2 separate regions of the Homo sapiens genome follow, and region 2 is linked to region 1. Evidence: chromatin loops called from intact Hi-C (ENCODE). Cell type or tissue: psoas muscle. All regions are shown on one strand. Links, peaks and the distances in the headings refer to the core of each region. The heading gives the core; the rest is flanking DNA.

What was found. Peaks named below come from ENCODE experiments on the same cell type or tissue, not always from the same donor. Only the 100,000 strongest peaks of a DNase experiment are listed, where the experiment ranks them.
Region 2: it touches region 1 in a loop (2.0-fold over the local background); 3 of 110 quality-filtered maps call a loop at or near these places.

What each region holds. Positions count from the first base shown.
Region 1 is chr1:67,302,046-67,313,982 of GRCh38, forward strand. IL12RB2 (interleukin 12 receptor subunit beta 2) reads left to right here and starts at 5,828. Exons shown (of 17, transcript NM_001374259.2): 1 at 5,828-5,922; 2 at 11,868-11,937. RefSeq lists enhancers at 5,051-5,150, 5,181-5,230 and a silencer at 5,691-5,880. In psoas muscle, for the core only: no CTCF peak of the experiment used is centred there; a DNase peak (open chromatin) is centred at 5,886; H3K4me3 peaks cover 1,876 bases; H3K27ac peaks cover 1,074 bases.
Region 2 is chr1:67,232,680-67,235,179 of GRCh38, forward strand. All of the region lies in intron 7 of IL23R (interleukin 23 receptor), which reads left to right. Among named protein-coding and RNA genes, the nearest start is that of IL23R, 67 kb to the left of the region's middle. In psoas muscle, for the core only: a CTCF peak has its summit at 1,505 (motif pointing right); no DNase peak of the experiment used is centred there.

The DNA.
Region 1 (11,937 bases), core at 4,362-6,861:
GAGGCTGCAGTGAGCTGAGATCGTGCCACTGCACTCCAGCCTGGGCAACAGAGTGAGACTCTGTCTAAAAAAAAAAAAAAAAAAAAAAAAAGAGAGAGAGGAAAAAAGAAAAAAAATGAGAGCGCTACTACGTGCATTATGGAATGAAGTTTGTGTCATGTGGTAAAAGGAAAACGAAAGATAGATGGATGGACAGATAGGGAAATAGAATAGCTCAATTTGTTTAAACCTAGAATATATTTTCTGTATGGCTTAAATATAAAAGAAAAACCTAAAACGCTTTTATACGTCTATAAAGGCATGAAGAAAAATGTGGAAAGATTCTCGTAAAACTATTATTTGGGAAGGAGAGACTGGAGGGGAAAGGAAATATTATTAACATTTGATACTACTCTGCAGTGTTTGATTTGTAGAAAAGGATACTTAATTGAGATTCTTCCTGCCTCTTTAGCAGAGGTCCTACAGGCCAAAATAAAAAAACTAATGCATTCACCACTGAAGACAGTGGTACTTTGGACCAGTGACTTCTGGTGTGTCACATGCTTCTCTGTTTCCTAAGCTGAGCATTCATTGTCCCTGTTCCACCATTTTATATCCTTGGAGCGGGGCAGGGCGAGGTGGGAGGTGCAGGTAACCTGGGTTTTTTACTTGTTTGTTTATAGGCTGTGGACCCAGAGGAGGCATATCTCACTAGGTAGCCACCACTGCTCATTTTTCAGAGAGCTTGGATCTCAGCTGGATGCCATGACTGGACAGGACTTTGGGTTGTCTCATTTGGGAAATCAGAGTATTTTCTATGTATGAGAAGCATGGAAAAAAAGGACATTTGAAGCCAGAAGAGTGGAATGTAGAAAAGAATCTTAATGATTATACATCCACATTTCAGAGTACTTCTCATAGGGCTTCTGTTGATGTACTCTACAACAAACCAAAAACAAACAAACAACAACGACAACAAAAATGAGGAACATATGTGTGGTTTTATGTGGGAATGTTTGTGAGAAATTTGCCTTTTATGCAAATCACTCTCCTTTTTATAAGAACTTGCCAAAGTTTTGCACCACCAAAAGTTCTGGCTCTGATGATCAGGTAACCAGCCATGACATGATGGAATCTGTGAATCCTGTAACATATGTTTAGATTTAGCTGCTAAGAATAGCAGAGCCAGTTTGTGAATAAAGTTTATGTTGTGTAGGACCCTGCAGCTATCACAGCTTTAAATTTACCTCATGTCTCACTTTACTCTTTAACCTTTATGTTCATTTAACAAGGCATCCAGCAATCTAAAGACCTCTCAAAAACGCACTGCTGCTCTCCAAGACATGGCAATTTCCATGTGGTTTGTTCATCTTTTTTTTTTTTTTTTTTGGACAGAGTCTTGCTCTGTTGCCCAGGCTGGAGTGCAATGGTGCCATCTTGGCTCACTGCAACCTCTGACTCCCGGGTTCAAGCCATTCTCCTGCCTCAGCCTCCTGAGTAGCTGGGATTACAGGTGAGTGCCACCATGCCTGGCTAAGTTTTGTATGTTCAACAGAGATGGGATTTCTCCATTTTGGCCAGGCTGGTCTTGAACTCCTGACCTCAGGTGATCCACCTGCTTCAGCCTCCCAAAATGCTGAGATTATATGTATGAGCCACTGAGCCTGGCCAGTTTGTTCCTCTATAAACAATGTTTGTGCTTGTTAAATGTCAGTTGTGGAGAAGGTATAAGTCTACATTTTAAGAATTATGGAGATTATTCATAATCTGAGAATCTGGTATTGCACTATTTTAATTTTATATAAACTTTTTCAATACATAACACTACAAATATATTCAGGAGTTATGTTGCTGTCCTATAAGTTTAATACTTTGGAGAGATGAGTAAAACTAACAAAGTAATAACTTTTAGAAATGAAACTTTTACAAAATGAAGCAGTTAAGGTTGAACAGTTAATCTTAGATTCTGAGTTTTCTCATTATAAGTAAAAGTTTAAAATGATGTTAAAACCGTCTTACCAAGTTTAACGAGTGCCAGCATTCATTTGATGCCCTAAATGACTATGTTAGCAACCACCTCCTAGTATTTATCCTGACAAGTGACACTTTAGGAAAAGCACATCTCAGTTATTCATAGAATAGTGTGATTACGTATTTTCAGGGTGTTTGGTATCAGCAATGAACCAAATTAGACATTTAAAGTAATGGAACTATACCAGAAATGGAAACTGAACTAGTATTTCCTAGAAAAGACTTTGTCACTGTCACTGTGGTTATCCACTTAATTGAGCTTTTGATTTACAAGTACATTCATTTACCTAACAGCTACACAGAAGACCATATCATACCCATAGACTTAAAAATGATTACATTAACAATCACAGTTGACATTTTGGGTTGTATATTAGGCTCTTGCTTCATCAGGCATCGTCTACCATCTAGGGTTTATTCTTTAGAAAGCACAGAAGCAAGTTTGTCTTTGTTGTTATTTTTGTTTTCATTGTTATTTTTGTTTTTGTTTTTTTCTCTAACTAGACAGGCAACCACTGACAAAAGCCATGCCTGTATTAGTGAAACTCCCAGATATTAATAGGAGGAGAAGGCAGAAAAAAGAAGTGGGGAAATAGAAAGGCCTCTACAGATGGTGATTTCATACAGAAAGGTTACCGACTTGCTAAGAAAAATTATATTTAATTTTCCAACTAATTTTTAACTGTCGAAAAGTGTGAAGATTGAACAACACCTACAATCCCGTTGAACTGGCCAAAAAGAATGGGATCTCTCCAGAACAAGTCAGTTCAACTCAGTAAATACTTATTGACTACCTGCCCTGTACCACTCAGTGTGCCAGATGCTGAAGATGAGGGATCCTTGCGTGCATAGAGTTTATAATCCAGGGAGCATGCAGGATAAGAGAACCACTGTTATCAATGGCAATCAGTGCAAGTCTTCACTTGATAATGTAAGTCTAAGTTAAACAATATACTGATGGACCTAGAGCATGATAATTTCTCAAATAATACTTATGTAAGAGTTGTCATCTTCTGACTTTTTTTTTCTTGCATCTAGGGAAAAGAAGAGAATAAAGAAGATTATCATTGCTACCTGCATCTTACTGTATTCTCATAATTTGTTGTGCTTGCTTAACAACCAGATTCAAGTTCTTTCCTCAACAGCTCTCATCTGTTCCCTCAAAGAATATGCCTTAGATGCATTTGAGACACCATTTTGTGTCTGACTTCTGCAATTTTGTAAGATGCTGCCATTAGAAGTTAATAGAGCAGTGGTCTTTCAACATTTTAGATGGTATACTCCTTCAGAAAAAAAAAAAAAGCATTTTTGAGAAACATCCCCAACATATGTTTGGTTGTTTTTTTATTTCCTTGAAAAACATATGTATGCCGGGCGCGGTGGCTCACGCCTGTAATCCCAGCACTTTGGGAGGCTGAGGTGGGCAGATCACGAGGTCAGGAGTTTGAGACCAGCCTGGCCAATATGGTGAAACCCCATCTCTACTATAAATACAAAAATTAGCCGGGCATGGTGGCGCGTGCCTGTAGTCCCAGCTACTCAGGAGGCTGAGGCAGGAGAATCACTTGAACCCGGGAGGTGGAGGTTGCAGTGAGCTGAAATTGTGCCACTGTACTCTAGCCGGGGCAACAGAGTGAGACGCTGTTTCAAAAAAAAAAAAACAGAAAAACATATGTATATTTATATGTGTGTATATACACACACACACATATGCACACACAAATATATAAATTAAATTTTTAAATGAGATAGAGTAAAATGCATTTTTGAAATTATTGATTTATTAACAAAACTAAAAGCCTTCCTTCTCACTAAAAAGTGTTGAAAAATCCATGAATTATGCAAGATTGTTATAACATTTGGCTATCATAATCTTATTCTTGATATCAATCAGTTTTTAAAGTAATGAGAAGCTGCTGCATTTTTATATTTTTTAACAAATGGATTTAAAATCCACTGAACTGCTCAATTAAAAGATTGAAACAAAATAGCAAATTGTTTCCGAGTTTTTAAAAGCATTTTCTGTGATGACAATCATAAAATCTTCAGTAAGAAAAACACACAATAATGGGAACACTTCGAAATATTTGTTTTCAAATCGTCTCTTCATAACAACGTATCACTTGGTGTGAAAATTACCTTGAAGAAACAACAAATAAACCTCTGGGGTTTTTTGTTCTTCAAAAAGATCTATTAGATAACATGTACTGAGAGCCATATATCAATACAGAAAAGATCAGCAAATTTAGGATATTTGGGGTTTTTTTGTAAAAATAAAGAAAATAACTCACTTTAAGACAACTTTTAAAATCTTTGTTACAAATGATTTCTACAATTATGTATCATCTCATTACAAAGTAATATTAAGATTCTAGATTCTACGATTTAAAAGATTTTAGTAAAATTATTCATGTAGATAAATTACTAAAGCATGTAAACTACAGTATGTCACAATCCCATAAAGACAATCTACTGTACATTGTTGATTCCAAGATGTACATTTTTCATATTTAACATCTCAAACATTGAGAGCGGTTTTAAGGTAATGCCCAGAAGCGTGGTATGCAGTTGTCCACTTCTGCGGGCTCAGCAAACCTGTACTGGGCTCAGTGGACTAGAAGAAAACTCCAGAGACAACGGGGTGGGGGAGGGGGGGGGACTTAAAAAAAAATTCGATAGATAATATACATATGTTTAAAATCTAAATTTTATTTAGAGATATCTAAATAAAATCTCTAAACTAAATAAAATTTTAGTTTAAAAGATTCTAAATGTTGAGAAAGCATTGTTATTGTTTACCTGGCAGTTCTTTTTATTTCTTACTAGCGCATAAATAATGGTATATCTTATAATTAAGGAAGTCTTAGATTTAAAGAAATCTAAGCTGACGGGTGCAGAGGCTCAGGCCTGTATTCCCTGCACTTTGGGAAGCCAAGGCGGGAGGATTGCTTGAGGCCAGAAGTTTGAGACCAGCCTGGGTAACAGAGTGAGAGTCTGTCTTTACAGGTTTAAATACAGTTTTTTTCTAAGTAATATTGTCATAAATATTATGTCATGAATATTATGCAGAGCTGCCGACCCCTCTGTACTCTGGGCAGTTTTCCCTCTTGCCTGAGAACACCACTTATAACACGGGACCTATACGGGAGTGGTGACACGCCATCTGTTCAAGTTTAACTTTTTTCTCATTTTTTAGACAGCAAATACAAATGGAAGTTCCAGTATGTTCTGCCCGCACTCCAGTGGGCGGTCTTGTGCACAGCCCACTTGGGAGGCCTCGGCGCTCAGGTGTGGTAAGAGCTGGGCGGTGCAGAGCACAGAGAAAGGACATCTGCGAGGAAAGTTCCCTGATGGCTGTCAACAAAGTGCCACGTCTCTATGGCTGTGAACGCTGAGCACACGATTTTATCGCGCCTATCATATCTTGGTGCATAAACGCACCTCACCTCGGTCAACCCTTGCTCCGTCTTATGAGACAGGCTTTATTATCCGCATTTTATATGAGGGGAAACTGACGGTGGAGAGAGAATTATCTTGCTCAAGGCGACACAGCAGAGCCCACAGGTGGCAGAATCCCACCCGAGCCCGCTTCGACCCGCGGGGTGGAAACCACGGGCGCCCGCCCGGCTGCGCTTCCAGAGCTGAACTGAGAAGCGAGTCCTCTCCGCCCTGCGGCCACCGCCCAGCCCCGACCCCCGCCCCGGCCCGATCCTCACTCGCCGCCAGCTCCCCGCGCCCACCCCGGAGTTGGTGGCGCAGAGGCGGGAGGCGGAGGCGGGAGGGCGGGCGCTGGCACCGGGAACGCCCGAGCGCCGGCAGAGAGCGCGGAGAGCGCGACACGTGCGGCCCAGAGCACCGGGGCCACCCGGTCCCCGCAGGCCCGGGACCGCGCCCGCTGGCAGGCGACACGTGGTGAGTGACCAGTGACTCGGGGTCGGGGACAGAGAGAGCCCCAGGATCCCGGACCAGCGGGGTGTCTGCGTGCCCGGGATTCCGTGTCTCGCGTCTCCCGAGGGGGCTTCGGCGACGGCTTCTCTCTTTATATATATATATGTATATATATATTTTTAAAGTCTTCCAATACGATCCGAAATGGCTTCTCTTCATCACAGTCCTAACGCCCTGGGCACAGATGTTCACTTGGAGGTACTGGGTGGTGGTTTGGCTGGATGGAGGGGAGGGAGCGCGCGGACTGAGCCTCCAAGGTACTCTCTGGGCCGGGGCACAGAGTGGTGGGCTCAAACGGAAGGGAGGGGACGGCGACTGGAAAAGGGCAGAGGGCACCCCTGAGGGTCCAGCCTTGGTTCAGGCCCACAGACGTGGCTCCCGTTGCTTGAAAATGTATCAAATGTGAGTAAGATATTGGGGGGGGCCTTCCGTAGTCCCGGATGAGGGTGAACTAACCTTGTCTCAGCAGTCTTTCCTGTGGCCTCTGGACTGACCCCGAGTCCCTGCCTGGCCAGTTACTAGCAAGATGCTCTGGTGCAAGCAAATTGGCCAGCCTCAGTTTTCTCTTCTGTGAAATGCCCCTTCCTTTGTGAACTATGAGGCCCTCCTCATCTCCCTAGGACACACTAAATATCAGTGTCAGCATTGTACGGGATTATGTATCTGTACCATTAGATCCAGGTCTTACAAATAGTAACCTAAAAGCATACAAATAGACCTTGTCTAAGAACAGGGTCCCGGCACGGTGGCTCACGCCTGTAATCCCAGCATTTTGGGAGGCCAAGGTGGGCAGATCACTTGAGGTCAGGAGTTCAAGACCAGCCTGGCCAACATGGTGAAACCCTGTCTCTATTAAAAATACGAAAATTAGCTGGGCATGATGACGCACACCTGTAATCCCAGCTACTCGGGAGACTGAGGCAGGAGAATTGCTTGAACCCGGGAGACAGAGGTTACAGTGAGCCAAGATGGGGCCACTGCACTCCAACCTGGGCAACAGAGCGAGACTCTGTCTTAAAAATAAATACATACATACATATACATATATATATATATACACACACACACATACACATATATATATAAAGAATAAAGCTAAATTAGTCCTTTTTTCCCCATTTTTAAAACTCTAGATAATTGTTATAATCTGCTATGTGTGTGCTCTGTGTAGATGAACATCTTTGTTGAGCACCTACTATGTATTTGGTTTTTGGATATATATTATCTAATTCCTTAAAAACATGGTGAAATTGTTATTAGTATTCCCATTTTACAGATGTGGAAACTTACATGTTTCACACAGTTAGAGAGTTACAGGTTTCTGGCTCAAAACTGTGTTCCTTCTGTTTCCACCTCTCTGGCTCAGAACCTTATAACCACCTCCACTTGAACAAACAAACGTTGGATTCTCATTTTCCATTAATAGGAATGGTACAGTGCCCTATTTCTCTGTCCAACACATAACTAAAAGGACCTTAGTGGCTAAGAGCTAACACTTTCCTTCCCTATTTTAATGTGAAATCCTCAATACATTACACTATCTGTTAGGCACAACAGCCTCCAGAAAAGTTTGCAATATGCTCTTTTCCATATGTCATGCCTCTTGAATGTCATGTTCATTACATAGGCTGATAAATTCCCAAACTTTGACAAACGGAATCTTTTCTGTATTAGAATGAGTTTTAGTGTGAAAAAAAATTCGAAAGCACACATGTAATTTTTAAGGTAGAAGAATCCGCCAAGTACAGTAGGTATTGGGCATCATTTCTCAGTTGTGGACTTATTTTTGTATTGCTGCACCTGCTTTGTTCTCTACCAAATTATTTGTCATCTTTGTAATTACGCTCACAGCACTGCTGTCAACTCCTACAAATAAATTTGTGCAGAATGGCGGGACACGGTGTCTCATACCTGTAATCCCAGCACTTTGGGAGGCCGAGGTGGGGGGATCACCTGAGGTCAGGAGTTTGAGACTAGCCTGACCAACATGGCGAAACCCTGTCTCTACTGAAAACACAAAAATTAGCGGGGCATGGTGGCACACACCATGTGGCATGGTAATCCCAGCTACTCGGGAGGTTGAGACAGGAGAATCGATTGAACCCGGGAGGCAGAGGTTGCAGTGAGCAGAGATCACGCCACTGCACTCCAGCCTGGGCGACAAGAATGAAACTTCATCTCAAAAAAAAAAAAAAAAAAAAAAAAAGCCAAATCCCAAAGGAAGTCTTATACAATTTCCTTTGCCCTTGGAAGTTTCTAGTGTTCTTCGCTAGTGTAACAGTGGTTTGTTTTTGTTTTTGTTTTCCAAATAAGTATTGAACATGTACATTATGGTCAGTGCATTTGCTGGACTTAGACTTAGTGAATATAAAGAAATGTAAGGCCCAGTTCATGACCTACGAAGTCAAAATTGTTTGGGAAAATTTTGAGAATACTTAATATGTCTTAAATGATAGGTGGCATGAAGTTAGGAGGTATGGAATCTAGTTTTAATCAAATCAGTCTTTCAGTGTTAAATCAGATGAATGGGCAAAGAGAGGAGTCAAAAGCAAGGCCATCTAACTTAATTCTCGTAGTGTCACTGAAAAGAAGTAATACTGCCTTTTTTCTTATAATAATAGCAGGTAACATTGATTGAGCTCTTGCTATATACCAGGTACTCTGCTAACAGCTTGTCATTTAACCCTCCCAACAATCCTGTGAGATAGGTGCTGGTTTTTTGTTTGTTTGTTTTTTGTTTTTGAGACGGAGTCTTGCTGTCGCCAGGCTGGAGTGCAGTGGTGCGATCTTGGCTCACTGCAACCTCTGCCTCCCGGGTTCAGGTGATTCTCCTGCCTCAGCCTCCCAAATAGCTGGGATTACAGGCGCACACCAGTATGCCCAGCTAATTTTTGTATTTTTAGTACAGACGGAGTTTCACCATGTTGGTTAGGATGGTCTCGATCTCTTGACCTCGTGATCTGCCCGCCTCAGCCTCCCAAAGTGCTAGGATTACAGGTGTGAGTCACCACGTCCGTCCAGTAGGTGCTGTTTGTATTCCCTTTTTACAGATGAAGGAACTTAGGCTGAGTGGTCAAGTGATTTGTCACAGGCCATATAGCTGGAATTATCCGAGCCAAGACTTAGGTGTCCTGGGCGGATCCACTGCTCTTTTCATTACTACTACAGTTGCTCAGGAGGCTCTTCTGGGAGCTTGGACTGAGGTGATGAGCGTAAACATGGTTCAATGCCTCTTGGAGGTAGTAGCTTTGTGGGTTTAACATGGGAGCCCTGAGGCATGCTGAGAATAAATGAGAGGGGTAAGCCTGTTCCTGCAGAATTTAAACCGATAGAAGAGGGAAAGCAGTTAGACTAACAGAGCATCAAGCTTGGATTTTTATTTCTCAGGTGCTCATGGAGAAGGGAAGCATAGAATGTAATTCGAATCCAATTCTGGATTTATGTGTGGTTTTTCTGGGTTATCTTGGTCAACTTACAGATTTTTCTATCTGTAGAATAGGATACTAATCATTACTTTATGTATTTGACCAAATATTAACAACTAAATTATATGCTTTGCACAGTGATAAACTACTAAGTAAATGCCTACAAAAGATTGTTAAAATTAGAATCTTAATTAACCTCTATTTTGCAATGATATGCAGGAAAAGCAACACATTAAGTAAAATATCAGGAGATACTGAGATGGAGGGTTGTTAGTGTAGAGACTTCAGCTGAATTCTTAATTTATATGAGAAACCTGGGGAAACATTGTGGCATGGTGATCACTACCCTTAGTTTTTTAATTCCCCTCCCAAGTGTGCCTCCAATTATCTTAAGATAATTGTGAAATTCTTAGAAAATTCTCAAAACAATGCAATTATCTTAATATGTTAATGCCTTGTAGTACTTTATGAAAATACTCAGTGGTTGCTTACAAGGTGAAGCAAAACTTGGCCAGGACTTTGCAATACCCAAGATCCAAAGATAAACCTCCTGCCATTGTCCACAAACAGAGACTTCCAGATTGAGGATGTCAAAGAAAAAACCTTTCCAATACACTAAGGAAGAAAAGTTAGTGAAAGAGGTTTAGTTTTCTCAATAAAGGTCAATTGCTATTTTTAAAATAAGGAAAGGAGGCTTTGAAGTATGAAGTTACCTGCCATGGTGACAGAGGCAGAAATGGAGGAACCAAGGATGGTGCCCGGGGCCTCTTTCCAGCACATCATCCTTCCCAATAGAAGACAGCTTATTTTATCGATAGGCCTAGCAGGATACAGAGAGTGAATCAGAGAAGGCTGGAGTTTCCGAAGCTTTATTGAACACTTGCCATGAAAGTTTTAGGCTTATGGGAGCTATTCAAAGAAAGAAAAGAGGTCATGTAGTTTATTTGAAAGTGTCTTGTTTCTCCAAGACTCCATTCGTATCTTGTTTCTTTCTTTCTTTTTACTGTTATATTGGAGAAATGCTTGTTCAATCTATAGGATAAAATAGTTCTCAGTACAGATGATTGAGGGGTTGGGGTGGGATAAATTCATTTCAACTCTGATTTGTTTACGCACAACATTTCAGGAGTCTATTATGTCAAATGGGATGTATCTAAAATGGAAATAAAGACAAACAGAATTGACAGAAACAACATTCCAGAAAAAATAGGAAAAGAAGAGAGAAAAGAATAAAGGAAGTTAAGAAAAAAAAAAAGCCATAAAGAGGGAAAGGAGAAAACACATTGAATTTAAAAAAAAAAAAAAAGGAACAAAAATTCGGAAGTCTCCTGAATTTGAGCAAGAAAAGAAAGTTCCTGTACTTGGGTGAAATTAAAGAGGAACCATAGGACAGCAAATGCTTACCAATGAAATTAGAGAAAATTCCAGGCAGCCTCGTCAGCTGCACAAAAAGGAAAACAAGTGTGTGTGTTAAATTTGGCTCATGTAAACAGTGCTTGGACTATTGAATAGAAAGAAGAAAAAGTAGAAAAGGTTATGCATTTTACTTTCCTTCCCCTTCAAGCCATTTACCATGACATTATGAATGGGGCCGGTTTGATGATGGGGCCTGATAGACGGGCTTTTGCCCATGTAATGGCTTGTTACATTCTTTCACCAAATGGTAGACTTGGAATGAAAAACAGTTCATTTTCATGACCATAACTCAGGAAATTTCATGAAGAAGAGAAGGTTAGCTAATTGGTAACTTGATTTGATTATCCTTTTCCATCACCATAGTGGAATAGCATCAGATACGGTTACATATTGTATGTGCGCTGAGTTTTGTTGTTTCATCCTCTTTTGAGGGAGGTGGGCCTCAGAAGTAATGAGTCAACCTTCTGAAGAGTAAAGCATTAGGCATTATAAATGCTTTACTAGATAGATATCATAAAGATTGTATGTAAGGTGCCTAGCATCGTGCCTGAAACATAGTAAGAGATCAAAAAATTGCAGCATTAGTATTAGTATAGTGTTAAGATTAGCATTATTTTTAGTATTATGCTGCTACTGTTGCTATTGATTACAAGCAGCCTCACATCTAGAAGTGATGTTGGATTAGAAATCAGGAGACTGGCCGGGCACGGTGGCTCATGCCTGTAATCTCAGCACTGTGGGAGGCCGAGGCAGGCAGATCACCTGAGGTCAGTTCAAGACCAGCCTGGCCAACATGGTAAAACCCCATCTCTACTAAAAATACAAAAATTAGCTAGCCAGGTGTGGTGGCGCATGCTTATAGTCCCAGCTGCTCAGGAGGTTGAGGCAAGAGAATCGCTTGAACCCAGGAGGTGGAGGTTGCAGTGATCCAAGATGGTGCCATTGCACTCCAGCCTGGGTGACAGAACGAGACTGCATCAGAGAGAAAGAGAGAGAGAGAGAGACTGAGGTTCTGATCTGGATTTTGCTATTAATGTGAACTTGAGCAAGTCCCCTCTTTTTTTCTAGGTCACGGTGATCCATTTGTAAAGTCGGGAATAAATGACCTCTGAAGTGTTGTCTGTATATTGATCTGCTA
Region 2 (2,500 bases), core at 1-2,500, 74 kb before region 1:
TACCTGTGACATAATTAATACTCATTAAATGGTCACTTTAAAAGGATGACAAAACACACTTTGCCCCATGGTTGATGATATGGTTTGGCTGTGTCTCCACCCAAATCTCATCTTGAATTGTAGTTCCCATAATCCCCATGAGTCGCGGGAGGTAATTGAATGGTGGGGGCAGTTGCAGTCATGCTGTTCTTGTGATAGTAAGTTCTCATGAGATATGATGGTTTTATAAGGGGCTTTTCCCCCTTTGCTTGGCACTTATCTGGCCTGTTGTCATGTAAGACATGCCTGTTTCCCCGATCACCATGATTATAAGTTTCCTGAGGCCTCCCCAGACATGTGGAACTGTGAGTCAATTAAAATTCTCTTCTTTATAAATTTCCCAGTTTTGTCCAGGTGCGGTGCCTCACACCTGTAATCCCAGCATTTTGGGAGGCTGAAGCAGGTGGATCACCTGAGGTCAGGAGTTCGAGACCAGTCTGACCAATATGGTGAAATCCTGTCTCTACTAAAAATTCCAAAAAAAAAAAAAAAAAAAAAAAAGCCACGCGTGGTGGCATGCTCCTGTAATCCCAGCTACTTGGGAGGTTGAGACAGGAGAATTGCTAGAACCCAGGAGGCAGAAGTTGCAGTGAGCCAGGATCATGCCACTGCACTCCAGCCTGGGCAACAGAGGGAGATTCTGTCTTAAAAAAAAAAATCCGGTTTTGATTATGTCTTCATAGCAGTGTGAAAACAGACTAGTACGGTTGATGTAGAAAGAAGAGCTGAGGTGATGATTTGGCATCATCCTTAAAATACAGATGGAATACGTTATTGCTAAAACCAGGTCCTTTTGAGTGGATTTGATTAAACTAGCCTGGTGTTTTGGTAGGCCAAAAAATATAGTTGTTATGCTTTAAATTTTGTCCAACAATAAGAAACCATATTTCTCGTTTGAGATCACTCTAAATTCCCACAGGCACATTGTCTTCTTGTAAGACTAAAGTTTGGTGCCAGTGTGTACAAGTTATATAAAAATTCTTCCCAAATTAAAGATAATTTGGATTTTTTTTAGTATATTCAAGTATGTCCTGTGAGATTAATAGGCATAAGTTAATATTCTGTTGCAAGGATGGAACTGTCTCATTATGGACGTAACACCACAAACACCAAATACAGTAAGATATCATGAGGTTTTTTTTTTTTTTAGCAAATTAGGCAATGCACTGATGACAGAACTGATATAAAAAACAGTTTCCAGTCATAAAGGCTGTGTGTGTGTGTGTGTGTGTGTGTGTGTGTGTGTGTGTGTGTGAGATTCTGTGTTTGCTAATGCTTTTGTATGTTAAAATACTTGCAAATACCATAAAGCACTAATAGCAGGTGGATTAAAAGGATGGGATTAGGGATGGTTCTTTTTTTCTCCTTTTAATTTCTCCTGTTGAAAATTTTTCTGTACTTTAATTATCGCTTTTACAGTCAAAGATGTTAAGTATAATTTAAAAAGAAATGACGTAGCCACGTGGTGGCAGTATTCCATGAAGAATGTAATCTACATAGCTTTGTTTCAGTCCTATGTCTAACATTGGCTTGATTTCTTCTCTGACAATTTTGTTTATAAATTGTCTTATTTTAGATAACTGATTCCTTGTGAAATTTCCCTATGAGGATTAAGCACCTCTTATAAGTGACTTTAATTTAATGCACCTGTTTGATTTGGAACTATGATAACAAATAGACTCTAAAGGAAGATTGTATTTATTCCCTGTTAGGGCTAATAAAACCCTAGTCAGATATGAAAATTGTTTTTATATGATGCAAATTAATAACTGAATGAAGTTTCATTGCCAATAACTACCTGTAGTTTATACAACAGAATTACATTAACCTGTATTAAAAGCCAACAACACCATATATTACTTTTAAATTAAAAATGCTAATTTTAAAATAATAAAAGTGAAAACAAAAATACTACAGCAGCATATGCTATAAGCCCATGATTTTGCTAAATTGAAAATTGTGTTACCTTTTAATGTAGTATTTTTACTCTTTTTTTTTTTTTTTTTTGAGATGGAGTCTTGTTCTGTTGCCCAGGCTGGAGTGCAGTGGTGTGATCTCAGCTCACTGCAGCCTCTGCCTCCTGGGTTCAAGTGATTCTCCTGCCTCAGCCTCCCGAGTAGCTGGGACTATAGGCACCTGCCACCATGCCTGGCTAATTTTTGTATTTTTAGTAGAGATGGGGTTTCACCATATTGGCCAGGCTGATCTTGAACTCCTGACACCCTCCTCAGCATCCCAAAGTGCTGGGATTACAGGCATGAGCCACTGCAACTGGCCAGTATTTTTATTCTTAAAATTTCAAAATAATGGAGATTCAGACTCCTGCCTGAGCTCCCTGCAAATGAACATTGGCCTGTAAAGATAGCACTTTAGATGAATAAACCTGACTGTTGGCCATCAGGGCATAACCTTGTTCCCTCAGAGTTTGGTGGAACCATATACCCATGGAGCAAAAGAGACT